Regions from separate parts of the Homo sapiens genome. Here region 1 is linked to region 2. Evidence: read pairs that join two places in POLR2A ChIA-PET (ENCODE). Cell type or tissue: CD4-positive, alpha-beta T cell. All regions are shown on one strand. Links, peaks and the distances in the headings refer to the core of each region. The heading gives the core; the rest is flanking DNA.

Evidence for each region. Peaks named below come from ENCODE experiments on the same cell type or tissue, not always from the same donor. Only the 100,000 strongest peaks of a DNase experiment are listed, where the experiment ranks them.
Region 1: POLR2A ChIA-PET joins it to region 2 with 6 read pairs; 3 of 35 experiments call an interaction of 5 or more read pairs at or near these places.

Annotation. Positions count from the first base shown.
Region 1 is chr1:28,929,138-28,936,096 of GRCh38, reverse strand. The region is part of intron 1 of EPB41 (erythrocyte membrane protein band 4.1); the gene reads right to left. The region is part of intron 1 of LOC124903886 (a long non-coding RNA gene); the gene reads left to right. Among named protein-coding and RNA genes, the nearest start is that of EPB41, 18 kb to the right of the region's middle. In CD4-positive, alpha-beta T cell, for the core only: no CTCF peak of the experiment used is centred there; a DNase peak (open chromatin) is centred at 2,636; H3K27ac peaks cover 751 bases.
Region 2 is chr1:29,078,124-29,085,082 of GRCh38, reverse strand. All of the region lies in intron 16 of EPB41 (erythrocyte membrane protein band 4.1), which reads right to left. Among named protein-coding and RNA genes, the nearest start is that of TMEM200B, 42 kb to the left of the region's middle. In CD4-positive, alpha-beta T cell, for the core only: no CTCF peak of the experiment used is centred there; no DNase peak of the experiment used is centred there.

The sequences.
Region 1 (6,959 bases), core at 944-4,943, 150 kb after region 2:
TGGAAGGCCAGAGAAGAAAGGGCAAATAAATCATGCCAAGGTTAGAACAGCGTAAGAAGGATATGAGAGACAAACTTTTAATAATGAGAAGTATACTAGGTGAGGCAAAGGAAGCTAGGCTAAGGATATTTGATCAGATAAGCAATAATAAACTACAGTAACTTTTTTTTTTTTTTTTTGAAACAGAGTCTCGCTCTGTCACCAGGCTGGAGTGCAATGGCACAGTCTCGGCTGACTCCAACCTCTGATTCCCTGGTTCAAGCGATTCTCCTGCCTCAGCCTCCCGAGTAGCTGGGATTACAGGCATGTGCCACCACGCCCAGCTAATTTTTGTATTTTTAGTAGAGACGGGGTTTCTCCATGTTGGCCAGGATGGTCTCGATCTCATGACCGCATGGTCTGCCTGCCTCAGCCTCTCAAAGTGCTGAGATTACAGAAGTGAGCCACCATGCCTGGCCTACAGTAACTCTTAAGGAGAGAGATTACCTACTCGATGGAAGCTCTATTTGAAGAAGATGAGTATGGCAAGATAAACTGGAATGAATATGGCAAAAGGAAAAAGACTAGAGGGAAGAAGATCAACTAAGCAGTTATAAGCAGTTAGTGCGTAGATCTTGGGGGGGGGGGGGTGTGTGTGTGTGTGTGTGTGTGTGTGTGTTTTGAGACAGGATGTTGCTCTGTCTCCCAGGCTGGAGTGCAAATGGCGTGATCTTGGCTCTCTGCAACCTCTGCCTCTCAGGCTCAAGCAATTCTTGTGCCTCAGACTCCCGAGTAGCTGGCTACAGGCATGCGCACCACAGCACCGGGCTAACTTTTTTTGTATTTTTGTGTAGAAACAGCGTTTCGCCATGTTGGTCATGCTGGTCTCGAATTCCTGAGCTCAGGTGATCAGCCTGCCTCATCCTCCCAAAGTGCTTGGATTACAGGTGCAAGCCACTTCACCTGGCCAGATCTTGATTTATTTATTTATGCTTTTTCTTTTTTTGATACAGGGTCTCACTTTGTCAACCAGGATAGAGTACAGTGGCATGAACATGGCTCACAGCTGCCTCAACCTCTCAAGCTCCAGCGATCCTCCCTCAGCCTCCTGAGTAGCTGGGACCACAAGGATGCGCCACCACCCCTGGCTAGTTCTGTTCATTTTTTGTAGGGACAAGGCCTCACTATGTTGTCCATGACTCAAGCAATCCTTCTGCCTCAGCCTTCCAAAGTGCTGGGAGTACAGGCGTTTGAGTCACCGTGCCTGGCCAGATCTTGGTTTCTAATGCCATTATCCAATAAAAGGAATGGGGACTCCTTGGAGAAATGACTGATTCTAGGAGCCGGGCAGGAAATATGCAAGATGAGCCTGGAGCATTTTGTAGTACCACAAAGTAGGAAAGTATTAAAATACACACACACACACACACACACACACACACACACACACAATGTCAAAAGAACCAGAGGCCAACCAAAAGAGCACCTGATGGCCAAAGCTGGAACAATTTGAGCAACAAAATAAATGAAGTAATACTGGATTAAAACCCAAAGTGTAAAATAAATATCCATATCAGTATGACTCCACACTGATATAAATGATTGAACAGATGAGGAAAAATAAAGTCTCTGATGCAGAATTACAAATAATTTGTGTAGATATTTTGCCCTCAAGGAGGTAGAGTACAACTCTCCACTCCTTAGGTGTGGGCTATGCATAGTGACTTTCATCTAAAGAGTACAGTATGGAAAAGGGGGGAAAGTATCTTTACAGCAGAGAAACCTGATAAACTACCTTAAGACCAAGGTCAACATCAGTAGTGATAAGTCATATTGATAGGATGTACCCTTGATAGGAAGTAATGAGAATGATACTTTACCTCTCTGGGTCTTCCTCCCAAAAACACATTATCAAGTCTAATAATGACAAAAACATCACACAAATCCCAACTGAGGCAATCTTACAAATATCTGACCAACAACCCTCAAAACTGTCAAGATCATCAAAAACAAAGCAAGTCTGAGAAACAATCACAACCAAGAAAACTGTAAGGAGAAATGAGTACTAGACATAATGTGGTATCCTGGATGGTATTCAGGAACAGGAAAAAGACATTAGGAAAAAAACCTGAGGAAATCTGAATAAAATATGAACTTTAGTTAACAATAATGTATCAATATCAGTTTACTAATGTTAAAAATATACTATACTAATATATTAATAATAGAGGAAACTGCAGTGTGGGGTATATAGGGACTCTGTACTATCTTCACAATAAATCTGTAAATCTAAAACCGTGTGTGTGGTTTTTTTAGACTAGGTCTTGCTTTGCCCAACATGACATACTGAGGACACATCACCTCTGTATTCTTCCCAAAAATCTACTATCTAATCGTGGAAAAAAATCAGACAAACCCCGACTGGCATTTTGTAAAACACCTGGCCGATACTCTATGAACGCATCAATGCTATGAAATGCAAGGAGATACTATCACAGATTGGAGGAGACTAAGGAAGACATAACCACTAAATGCAATGTGATAGCCTAGATTGAATCCTGGTCATCCTAGGTGACAATAAATTATGACTTGTGAAAATCTGAATAGGATGAAAGTTTACCACTACCCTAACCACAATAGAAGAGAGTTCCAAATCCAATCACAGTGCTGCACATCAGTTTTGAAGTCAGCTAAACATTGAGTCTTAGCACCCTCAGTTACTAGCTTCATGACCTTAGATAAGTTACCTCTCCCAGTCTGACTTTATGATTCATAAAAGGAAAATACCACCAGCTAAGGTGTGTTATTGCTGTAAGAATATTAAGCAAAGTGCAGTAAATCTTACTTATTTCTCTCTTCCTATCTTTTCTGCTTTTTGAGCAGAACAAGACAGACTCAAAGACAAATGTTGCCATCTATTTATCATCAAAATATAGTGAACACGGCAAATATGTTTGATCCAAAATGCTTTTCTGTTGCTGCCCTTTATTGATTCAAGCTCAAATGTTAAAGAAAAAAATACATAAAGACAAAACTTTTTCAAAAAATTAAATATACAAACTAAATATACCAAATATATTCAACTCAAATATATTCACAATACTAACAGTATTGGGCTCTCAACATTTAAATTGTCAACTGAGGTATTTAAAAATCTAACAAAATGTCTATACGTGTCTTTGTAAAACAAGAAAATCCTGGAAAAAAGCTTTAGTTCTTCGGTCACTAACTACTCATATTTCTTTGTTCTACTTGTAAACCCTTGACCTCCAGAAAGCTACCCCAAAAATAAAACAACGAATAATATTAATGACAAATATCAAGGCCATACTATCACAGAGCAAGTTTGCTTCTAAGTGATTTGCAGAGCATATGGTCTTTTAATATTCTACTTGATTTTCACTACCAAAAGAAGAGATGAAGAGAATTAGAGTTGACATGGAAGAGAAAATGTACTGAGAGCCTGACAAAACAAGAATATCTAGTCTAAAACTTAACAGAGGAGAAAGATCTTAGACTGAAAATATATAACTAGTTTGGCCTGTTTTTCATCTCCACATTAACAATAACATGAATTATTTGGGAAAAAAAAGATATCTGCTTTTTTTTTTTAAAGGAGGTAGGAGAGAAGCATAAAAAAAAAAAAGGAGAAAAAGCAGCAGCTTTGGCTCCTGGAAGAAAAGATAAAAATATAGAGGCCAGGCATGATGCTCATGCCTGTAATCCCAGCACTTTGGGAGGCCAAGGAGAGTGGATCACCTGAGGTCAAGAGTTCGAGATCAGCCTGGCCAACATGGCGAAACTCCATCTCTACTAAAAATACAAAAATTAGCCAGGTGTGGTGGCACCCACTTGTAATCCCTGCTACTCAGGAGGCTGAGGCAGAAGAATCACTTGAATTCGGGAGGCGGAGGCTGCAGTGAGCTGAGATAGTGCCACTGCACTCCAGCCTGGGCAACAGAGCAAGACTCCATTTCAAAAAAAACAAAAAACAAAACAAAACACTACAAGTTTCTAGTTGAACATTAAATCCAAGAAAATGATTCACATGAAGCAACTTATAATAACCAAACAATTGCAATAAATGCTTAAAATATAGACTAGGCATATTACAACCTCTTGGTTCATCTCTTAAGATTACTTACTATGCAGAAGTAGATTTACTGTTAAAATAAGCTTAAGCTCAGGGCCCTCATTTGTACTGGCCCCTGCCAAGGCCACCAAGCTAAAAGGAAGACTGAATTATCTTTGTGCTGTCTCTATTGAAAATATTACAAAGTCATTGGTCGGGCGCGGTGGCTCACGCCTGTAATCCTAGCACTTTGGGAGGCCGAGGCGAGTGGATCATGAGGTCAGGAGATCGAGACCATCCTGGCTAACACAGTGAAACCCTGTCTCTACCAACAATACAAAAAAAAAAAATCAGCCAGACGTGGTGGCGGGCGCCTGTAATCCCAGCTACTCGGGAGGCTGAGGCAGGAGAACTGCTTGAACCCGGGAGGCGGAGGTTGCAGTAAGCCGAGATCGCACCACTGCACTCCAGCCTGGGCAACAGAGCGAGACTTTGTCTCAAAAAAAAAAAAAAAATTACAAAGTCATAATATAAAACTCTTTAGAGGAGTATGAAGCCAAAAATACAGAAAAAAATGAACTATGACACCATATCAGTTAATTAAAATGTTAAGCTATTTTTCTAAATTTTGTGATATTTGTGCTATTTTTCAGCCTTTTTTTTTTTTTTTTTTAATGACAGAGTCTTACTCTGTTGCCAAGGCTAGAACCACCTTAGCTTCCCAAGCTCAAGTGACCCTCCCACCTCAGCCTCCCGAGTAGCTGGGACCACAGGTACATGCCACCACGTCCCATTAATTTTTAAATTTTTTGTAGAGGTGTGGTATCATATGTTGCCCTGGCTAGTATGAAACTCCTGGGCTCAAGCTATCCTCCTACGTCAGCCTCCCAAAGTGCTGGGATTACAAGCATGAGCCACCATGCTCAGCCTATTTTTCAGCTTTTTAAAATATGTAACTTGTGGTTTTCTCATTCTAGATAGGTATTTGTTTTCATCCCTAGTTTTGTATTCATAATTTTGTATTTTTTCCTAAAAAGTCTCTGTTGATAAGTATTCTGAATACTGATGGAATAATTTAGTCTGCCTCATACTTTCAGTATCATGTATTTAAGATATGTTTAAAAATCTCCCTTCCCATCATGGATCTTGGGTATTATTTATCACAAGGTACAATATACCACAGGATTTTTATTGAGAACTTTTATTTCTTAAAAGCATATTCAGCCAGAGAAAAATTACAGGTAAAAAAGGTGATGAAATGGGCCAGGTGCGGTGGCTCACGCCTGTAATCTCAGCACTTTGGGAGGCTGAGGCGGGCGGATCACCTGAGGTCAGGAGTTCGAGACCAGCCTGGCCAACAAGGTGAAACCCCGTCTCTACTAAAAATACAAAAATTAGCCAGGCATGGTGGTGTGTGCCTATAATCCCAGCTACTAGGGGGTCTGAGGCTGAAGGATCACTTAAACCTGGGAGGCGGAGGTTGCAGTGAGTCAAGATCGTGCCACTGCACTCCAGCCCAGGCAACAGAGAGAGACTCAGTCTCAAATTAAAAAAAAAACACACACACACACAGTTCAGGGCCAGATGTAGTGGTTCATGCCTGTAATCCCAGCACTTTGGGAGGCTGAGGAAGGACAATGTCTAGAGCCCAAGAGTTCAAGACCAGCCTGGGCAATATGACAAGACCCCGTTTCTATAAAAAAAAAAATTTTTTTTTTTTTAATTAGCTGGTGTGGTGGTGTGTGTCTGTAATTCCAACTACTCAGAAGGCTGCGGCGGTAGGATCACTTGAGCCCAGGAGTTCAAGGCTGCAGTGAGTTATGTTGGTGCCACTGCACTCCAGCCTGGGCAACAGAGTAAGACTCTGTTTCTTTAAAAAAAAAAAAAAAAAAAAAGGAAGCAACATATTGTATAATTCTATTTATATGAAATGTCTAGAATAGGTAAATCTAGAGAGACATAAAGTAGTTAGTGCTTACCTAGGACTGGGGTTGCAGGGTGGGGAATGGGGAATGACTGCTAATGAATATGAAGTTTCTTTTCAGGGGGATGAAAATGTTCAAAAATTAGATTGAGATGATGGCTGCACAACCCCATAAACACACTAAAAAACATTAAATCGTATACTTTAAATGGTTAAATCATATGATATGTTAATTATATCTCAATAAAGTCTTTAAAAAAAAAAAAAAAAAAAAAAAAGAAGGCCCAGTGCCAGGCGCGGTGGCTCACGCCTGTAATCCCAGCACTTTGGGAGGCCAAGGCGGGCAGATCATCTGAGGTCAGGAGTTCGAGACTAGCCGCCTGACCAACATGGATAAACCCCGTCTCTACTAAAAATACAAAATTAGCCAGGCGTGGTGGCGCATGCCTCTAATCCCAGCTACTCGGCGGGCTGAGGCAGGAGAATCGCTTGAACCCGGGAGGCAGAGATTGCGGTGAGCCAAGATCGCGCCATTGCACTCCAGCCCCGGCAACAAGAGTGAAACTCCGTCTCAAAAAAAATAGTAAAAATTGGCCGGGCGCAGTGGCTCACGCCTGTAATCCCAGCACTTTGGGAGGCCGAGGCGGGCGGATCACAAGGTCAGGAGATCGAGACCATCCTGGCTAACACGGTGAAACCCCGTCTCTACTAAAAAAAAAATACAAAAAATTAGCCGGGCACGGTGGCAGGCACCCGTAGTTCCAGCTACTTGGGAGGCTGAGGCAGGAGAATGGCGTGAACCCGGGAGGCAGAGCTTGCAGTGAGCTGAGACAGCGCCACTGCACTCCAGCCTGGGCGACAGAGCAAGACTCTGTCTCAAAAAAAAAAAAATAGTAAAAATTAAAATAAAAAAAGAAGGCCAAGGTCACAGCATGTATAAGTCAAGTACCAGTGAGATTATAAAGGAACATCATTTAAAATAAT
Region 2 (6,959 bases), core at 2,030-6,029:
TATAGATTGATTCTATCACATCACAATTCATATCCAGAATGATTTATATTTCTTAAAATATTACTTTTTGCAAAGTAACGTGAACCAAAGCAATAAAGACAGGAAGTCCCTACATGGTGTTTCTTGAACTCCTGAAGTGGGCCAAGCCTATGGATTTAACTAAAATTGGGCTTCCTTTCAGCTTTTGTTAGCAAGTTCTCAAACAGGTCCTCATTATATTTTAGAGAACATCACAACTTTGAAGAAAGAAATTGTGACAGGAGAATTAAAATGGGTATACTATGAGGCTATTTCATAAATATTCCCGAACCAAGATCCTCAGGAAGAATACCATTTATAATGGATAGTTTTGGGATACATACTGTCTGTTAAGAAAGAAAATAGAATATTTCTGATTAGTCACACAATTTACAACTATTTTAAAATGTCAGAGATTTATTACTGTTTCTAGCCTCAAAGCTTATCTTTCTATATTGCTATTACCCACACATTTGCTCCTTGAAATTACTAAATTTTCCTCAAAATGAGAGTCTGAGATTTAGCATATACCTCTGCAGTCACTTTACACAATTGTAATCCCCAATCCACTACATCCGTTAAGCTATACCATTGTTTTCCACATTATCTTCATTTTATTTTGCATTCTGTCAAGTAAAATGAGATTTAAGGCTGGCCTTGTAAGTACTGCTTAATGATATAACCAATGCTGTAATCAGTCACCATCATCTGTGCAATGACTTTGTGGCTTGCTGAAATGCAAATATGTGAGGAAAATTTAACACATAAAACTTTTATTAGTGTTTCTATACGTCTGGGAAAAGTGATTCATTAAACTTTTTAATAAGATTGACATAGATTGAGAAAAAGAAGTTTTGATAAGTAAAAGGAAGTGAACAGAGATGGCAGTGGGAATAGGGGATGAGGGTGCACAGACACACATACACCCACAGAGCACATTACCCTTGCTTTGCAAACCCAGTAAGAAATGCTTTGCAGTGCAAATGACCACAGAACCAGCAGGAATCGAGGTTATCTTGCTAAGCACAGAAGAAGATACCCAGCAGAAGAGTCCAGCTCCTGGTTCTTAACTAAAGTAAACAATAAATATCATAGTCACTTAAATTATCAACAATGTATTTAAGTAATACCCCCAGATGGTCTACAACATGCAAACTAAAAAATGTAGAATTTAATCCTGATAAGATCAGTTAATTGCGAGTGCTTTGCTTCTATATTCTTCTCTTTAACAAAACATGACAAGATTAAGTCTCAGCAAAGAATGGCTTTAAGTGCCTAGGGGAAAACCTCTTAAGAGCAAAACATATGTCTTTATACATTAATATTAATATTTGTAATTTCCTATTTTGAAAAATTATATCAGCATTTCCCTAGGTTGTATAATAATCAGTAGGCACATTAGCCTGATGATTAAAACAATTTTTTTTAAGTTAAAACAAATGCTTTTAAATGGGCACTTGCAATAAAAGATAAATCAGATGTGGTAATGGCTTCTTTTGCAAAAGCCATGTGTAAACAGCACATAAAGATGACAAGTCAAGCAGTAGGAGCCCATTCTTCAGCCAAAAAAGGAAACAAATGAAGACAGAAGAACAAAAATTACCGAAAGGAGAAACATCCTCTGGTTCCCACCCCCAAAAGCTTGTAAATAATAGTTTTGTACAGTTTCAGTGGACAACTCAGGCCACTTAGAAGTTTGAAAAAGGACATTAGAATCACAAGCACTCAAGATGGGGATAAACTAACAACAGAGTAACCATGGGCTAGCAAAAGGTGATGTTAAAATTCTGTCTTTCCTTTCTAGTGTGACATTCTTTATCATGCAATACATTTCTCTTCATTCTAATTTTTCTCTCTTGGATGTACCCTCTCTCGCCTTTTTTTTTTCAAGGTTGTATGCTATTAGTTTCTAGCTAGAAATATATCCTTATAGTGCTCACTAGCTTCTCCATGAAACTCAGAGTCATTTTCACAGTCTATTGCTATTCTCTGGTATATAAAGATTACATTTGTATAAAATCTGGATAAAGGGGCTTATTCCGGAAGATGTGGGCCTTTACTAGAGTTGATAAAATTGCTTATGATAGGAAAATAATTCCACAATGCAGCCTCTCACAAAGGACAGCAAATGAAATTAGCCAATGATAATTATCTGTCAAACATTGTTTTTATAATTTCCTAAATAGTGCTGTTATTAGATTATCCCCAGAATAGGTGAACGTAAAAGCAAACAGCTTCAAAATCCATGCCGGATGCAAAATTTTAACTATTAGGTAATAGAAAATTTTGCCTTTACACTGCACTCACCAGCAAGGACTCCACAGATCAAATGAGTGTTCTCAAATCTGAATAGATCTACAGAGGTCAAAGTGCTTGGGCAAATATTAAAGGTTATACTAAGCATGTCTAACAGACCAGAAGCGTTTGGTGGTCAGTTTTATTTCATTACACTATGAAGGGTAGGGGTGGAGGGATGAAGGTGGAGAAAAAGGAGCTATGACCAGTACAAAAACTCTGAAGTTAGAATGGAACAAAATTGAATTTGTTTGGCTGGATTTCACAGAAGTCTCAGTTCTAAAAATTGATTAAAGTCATAATAAGCATTTAAGAAAATTTGATATCTAGAAAACAGTTACCTTGAGGTTAGGCCCAGTGGCTCACGCCTGTAATCCCAGCACTTTGGGAGGCTGAGGTGGGCAGATCACTTCAGGTCAGGAGTTCGAGACCAGCCTGACCAACCTGGTGAAACCCCATCTCTACTAAAAATACAAAATTAGCCAGGCGTGGTGGCGGGTGTCTGTAATCCCAGCTACTCAGGAGGCTGAGGCACAAGAACAGCTTGAACTCGGGAGGCGGAGGTTGCAGTGAGCCGAGATCACACCACTGCACTCCAGCCGGGGTGACAGAGTGAGACTCCGTCTCAAAAACGAAACAAAACAAACAAAAAACCCAAGAAATAGTTACCTTGATTCTACAGAACCAATGCAACAGACAGCTATTATTATAGAAAATTATTATTGAATATTAACTAGCTATGTTTTATCTTCTTGAGAAATCGTATAATAGTGAAAATGGCTTTCTGTGTTAGCATTTTCAACAAACTCATAAAAGAAACATGGCTTTGGAGAAATACTACAAAGTTATTTTACTTAGATCACAAGGTACATACTTTGAGCTAGTAAATAGACCACTCTAAAATGTGAAGTGTTAGGTTTTTTTTTTTTTTTTTGAGACAGAGTTTCGCTCTTGTTGCCCAGGCTGGAGTGCAATGGTGTGATCTCAGCTTACTGCAACCTCCGCCTTCCAGGTTCAAGCAATTCTCCTGCCTGAGCCTCCCGAGTAGCTGGGATTACCGGCATGTGCCACCACACCTGGCTAATTTTGTATTTTTAGTAGAGACAGGGTTTCTCGATGTTGGTCAGACTGGTCTCAAACTCCCGACCTCAGGCGATCCACCCAGTTCGGCCTCCCAAAGTACTGGGATTACAGGCGTGAGCCACAGTGCCCAGCCGAAGCATTAGTTTGAAATAATCACCTGAATAATATAATAAAATCTAGAGCTGTGAGAGTTAAGAGAAGGTTTACCCAAGGTGAAGTAAGAGATAAAGTGATATACCTTCTGTCGATTTCACATTACAGGAACAAGCTCTCCTCACACCCACATACCCACACCCACACCATTCTTCACTTTTCAGTAAGATTAGAGTGGCAATACTGAAGAGTTATTAACTACAAATTTGTACAGTGCTTTTAAAAAGCCCATAAAAGACAAATTCATCATACTAAAATGTTTCTAACAGATGTGACAACTACATCTGTTGTAGTGACTAATTAAATTGGTTAGAAAAAAATTATTTTTAAAACTTGGCATAGTCAAATTAGTTCAAAGCTGATTTAAAATAACATTCTGAGAACTGAATGCACACCAGTAGGTTGTCTCTGTCTTACGACTAAGCAAAAGACAACTAATTATTGGGCCACAGAGAAGAGTGAATATAAGGAAAAACAAGAGAAAGACTAGCTGACAGCAATCTCTTGCTGATCGGCTGAAAACAGAGGTTCATTTGGATTTTTTTGGTAGTAGGTCTATGAACAGCATTATTAACTCCTACTTCCTTAATGATTAGTAGCAACCAGAATCACATTTGCAATAAATAAGATTTATTCATAAGTTTACACATTAACAGAGCAAATAATGTGAGAAAAATATCAAAGAAAATGTCCCAAAGGGACTAAAGATTTCTTAGGCTTAAATATCATGCTGAATTGTTAATGAATAATTAATTTACTCAGCTAAGTATTAGAGCAAAAGGAGCCTGGCCAAGGGAAATGAAAGAAACATGTGCATAGGGATTTATTAGAAAGTACTTCCGCAAAACCAGGCTCAGTGGCTCACACCTGTAATCCCAGCACTTTGGGAGGCTGGGGAGGGTGGATGGCCTGAGCTCAGGAGTTTGAGACCTGCCTGGGCAACATGGTAAAACCCTGTCTTTTAGCAAGGTGTGACACACACCTGTGGTCCCAGCAACTTGGGAGGCTGAGGTGGGAGGACTATTTGAGGCCAGAAGGTCGAGACTTCAGTGAGATGTGATTGCATCACTGCACTCCAGCCTGGGAGACAGAGTGAGACCCTGTCTCAAAAAAAAAAAAAAAGAAAAAAAGGGGCCAGGCACAGTGACTCACGCCTGTAATTCCAGCACTTTGGGAGGCCAAGGTGGGCGGATCATTTGAGGTCCAGAGTTCAAGACCAGCTTGGCCAAAATACTAAAAATGCAAAAATTAGCCGGGTGCGGTGGTTCGCGTCTGTAATCCCAGCTACTCGGGAGACTGAGGCAGGAGAATCGCTTGAACCCGGGAGGGAGAGGTTGTAATGAGCCAAGATTGCGCCACTGCACTTTGGCCTGGGCTACAGAACGAAGGTCCGTCTCAAAATAAATAAATAAATAAATAAATAAATAAATAAATAATGTTGCTTTATCTTATTCTGACTTATTGGTAAATACTGCCCAAAAAAGCTGTGAATTGGGGAATTCTCCTCAGAGAAATATATATTTTTTTCTTTTTTTTGAGATAAGAGTTTTGCTCTTGTCGCCCAGGCTGGAGTGCAATGGCACAATCTCAGCTCACTGCAACCTCCGCCACCCAGGCGGAGCAATTCTCCTGCCTCAGCCTCCCGAGTAGCTGGAACTACAGGCCCGCGCAATCATGCCTGGCTAATTTTTTGTATTTTTAGTAGAGATGGAGTTTTTCCCATGTTGAACAGGCTGGTCTTGAACTCCTGACCTCAGGTGATCCTCCCACCTCAGCCTCCCAAAGTGTTGGGATTACAGGTGTGAGCCACTGCACCCAGCCACTAATTATTACTTTCAAAACAGATTTCTCGCTGGGTGCGGTGAGAGGCTGAGGAAGGTGGATCAACTAAGGTCAGAAGTTTGAGACCAGCCTGGCCAACATGGTGAAACTCCATCTCCACCAAAAATACAAAAATTAGCCAGGCATGGTGGTACGTGCCTGCAATCCCAGCTACTTGGGAAGCTGAGGCAGGAGAATCACTTAAACCTGGGAAGTGGAGGTTGCCGAGATCGTGTCACTGCACTCCAGCCTGGGTGACAGGAAGACTCCACCTCAAAAAAAGAAAAAAAAAAAAAGGTAATAATTAGAAAGAGGGACACTTCTAAGACGTTTTCTGTAGATACCCAATCTTAAATTTATACCAGCGCTTAAAACACTAAAGTATACCAAAAGCTCAAAGTAAAAATCATTTTTCTGGCGGGGCGAGGGGGCTCATGCCTGTAATCCCAGCACTTTGGGAGACTGAGGCGGGCAGATCACCTGAGATCAGGAGTTCAAGACCAGCCTGGCCAACACAATAAAACCCCATCTCTACTAAAAATACAAAAAATTAGCTGAGCGTGGTGGCAGGCGCCTGTAATACCAGCTACTCTGGAGGCTGAGGCAGGAGAATCACTTTAACCCGGGAGGCGGAGGTTGCCGTGAGCCGAGATCGCACCATTGCACTCCAGCCTGGGCAACAAGAGCGAAATTTTGTGTCCAAAAAAAAAAAAAATCATTTTACTTTCTTTACCATGTTCATTATATATCTCTAAAACTTGGCTAAAGAAAAGGTGAATTTGGGAATTGTGGTTTCTTTATTCTTTAGGGGGAAATGGAGGCAGATCCTTAAAACAAACCAAATGAAGGGGATATCTAGGATCATCACTGAATATAAGACCACAGTTAACACAATGCAATTTGGAAAACTGGCAGAAACGGGGTGCTGTGGTGGTTACAGTACATATTTTATTATTTATTTTTTGTAGAGACGGGGTCTTGCTCTTGCTTAGGATGGAGTACAGTGGCATGATTATAGCTCAGTGCAACCTCAAACTCCTGGGTTCAAATGATCCTCTTACCTCAGGCTCCCGTGTAGCTGGGACTACAGGCATGCCATCATGCCCAGCTAATTTTTTTTTGGTAGAGATGGGTCTTGAGCTCCTGGACCCAAGTGATCCTTCTGGCCTCAAGTGATCCTCCTGCCTCAGCCTCCCAAAGCGCTGGGATTACAGGCATGAACCATCACGCCCAGCAGTATGTATTTTTGATTACAGTTCAGGTGTACCCTGACTGCTTAATAGAAATGAATGTCTCATCTTTTGTTTTCCATTTCTAATCATAAATAAAGACAAAAAATACTTTGACATTGAGTGAAGATGCTAAGATCCCAACTACAATTCTCCAAAACAGTACAAAGGCAGCAAACATAATAAACCACTTTTCTGGTCTGTACCAGGGGTCCTCAAACTATAAGCAGCAGGCCAAATCTCACCCCCTCTTTTTCTTTTTTTTGAGACGGAATCTTGCTCTTTCACCCAGGCTGGAGTGCAGTGGTGCAATTTTGGCTCACTGCAATGTCTGCCTCCCAGGTTCAGGCGGTTCTCAGT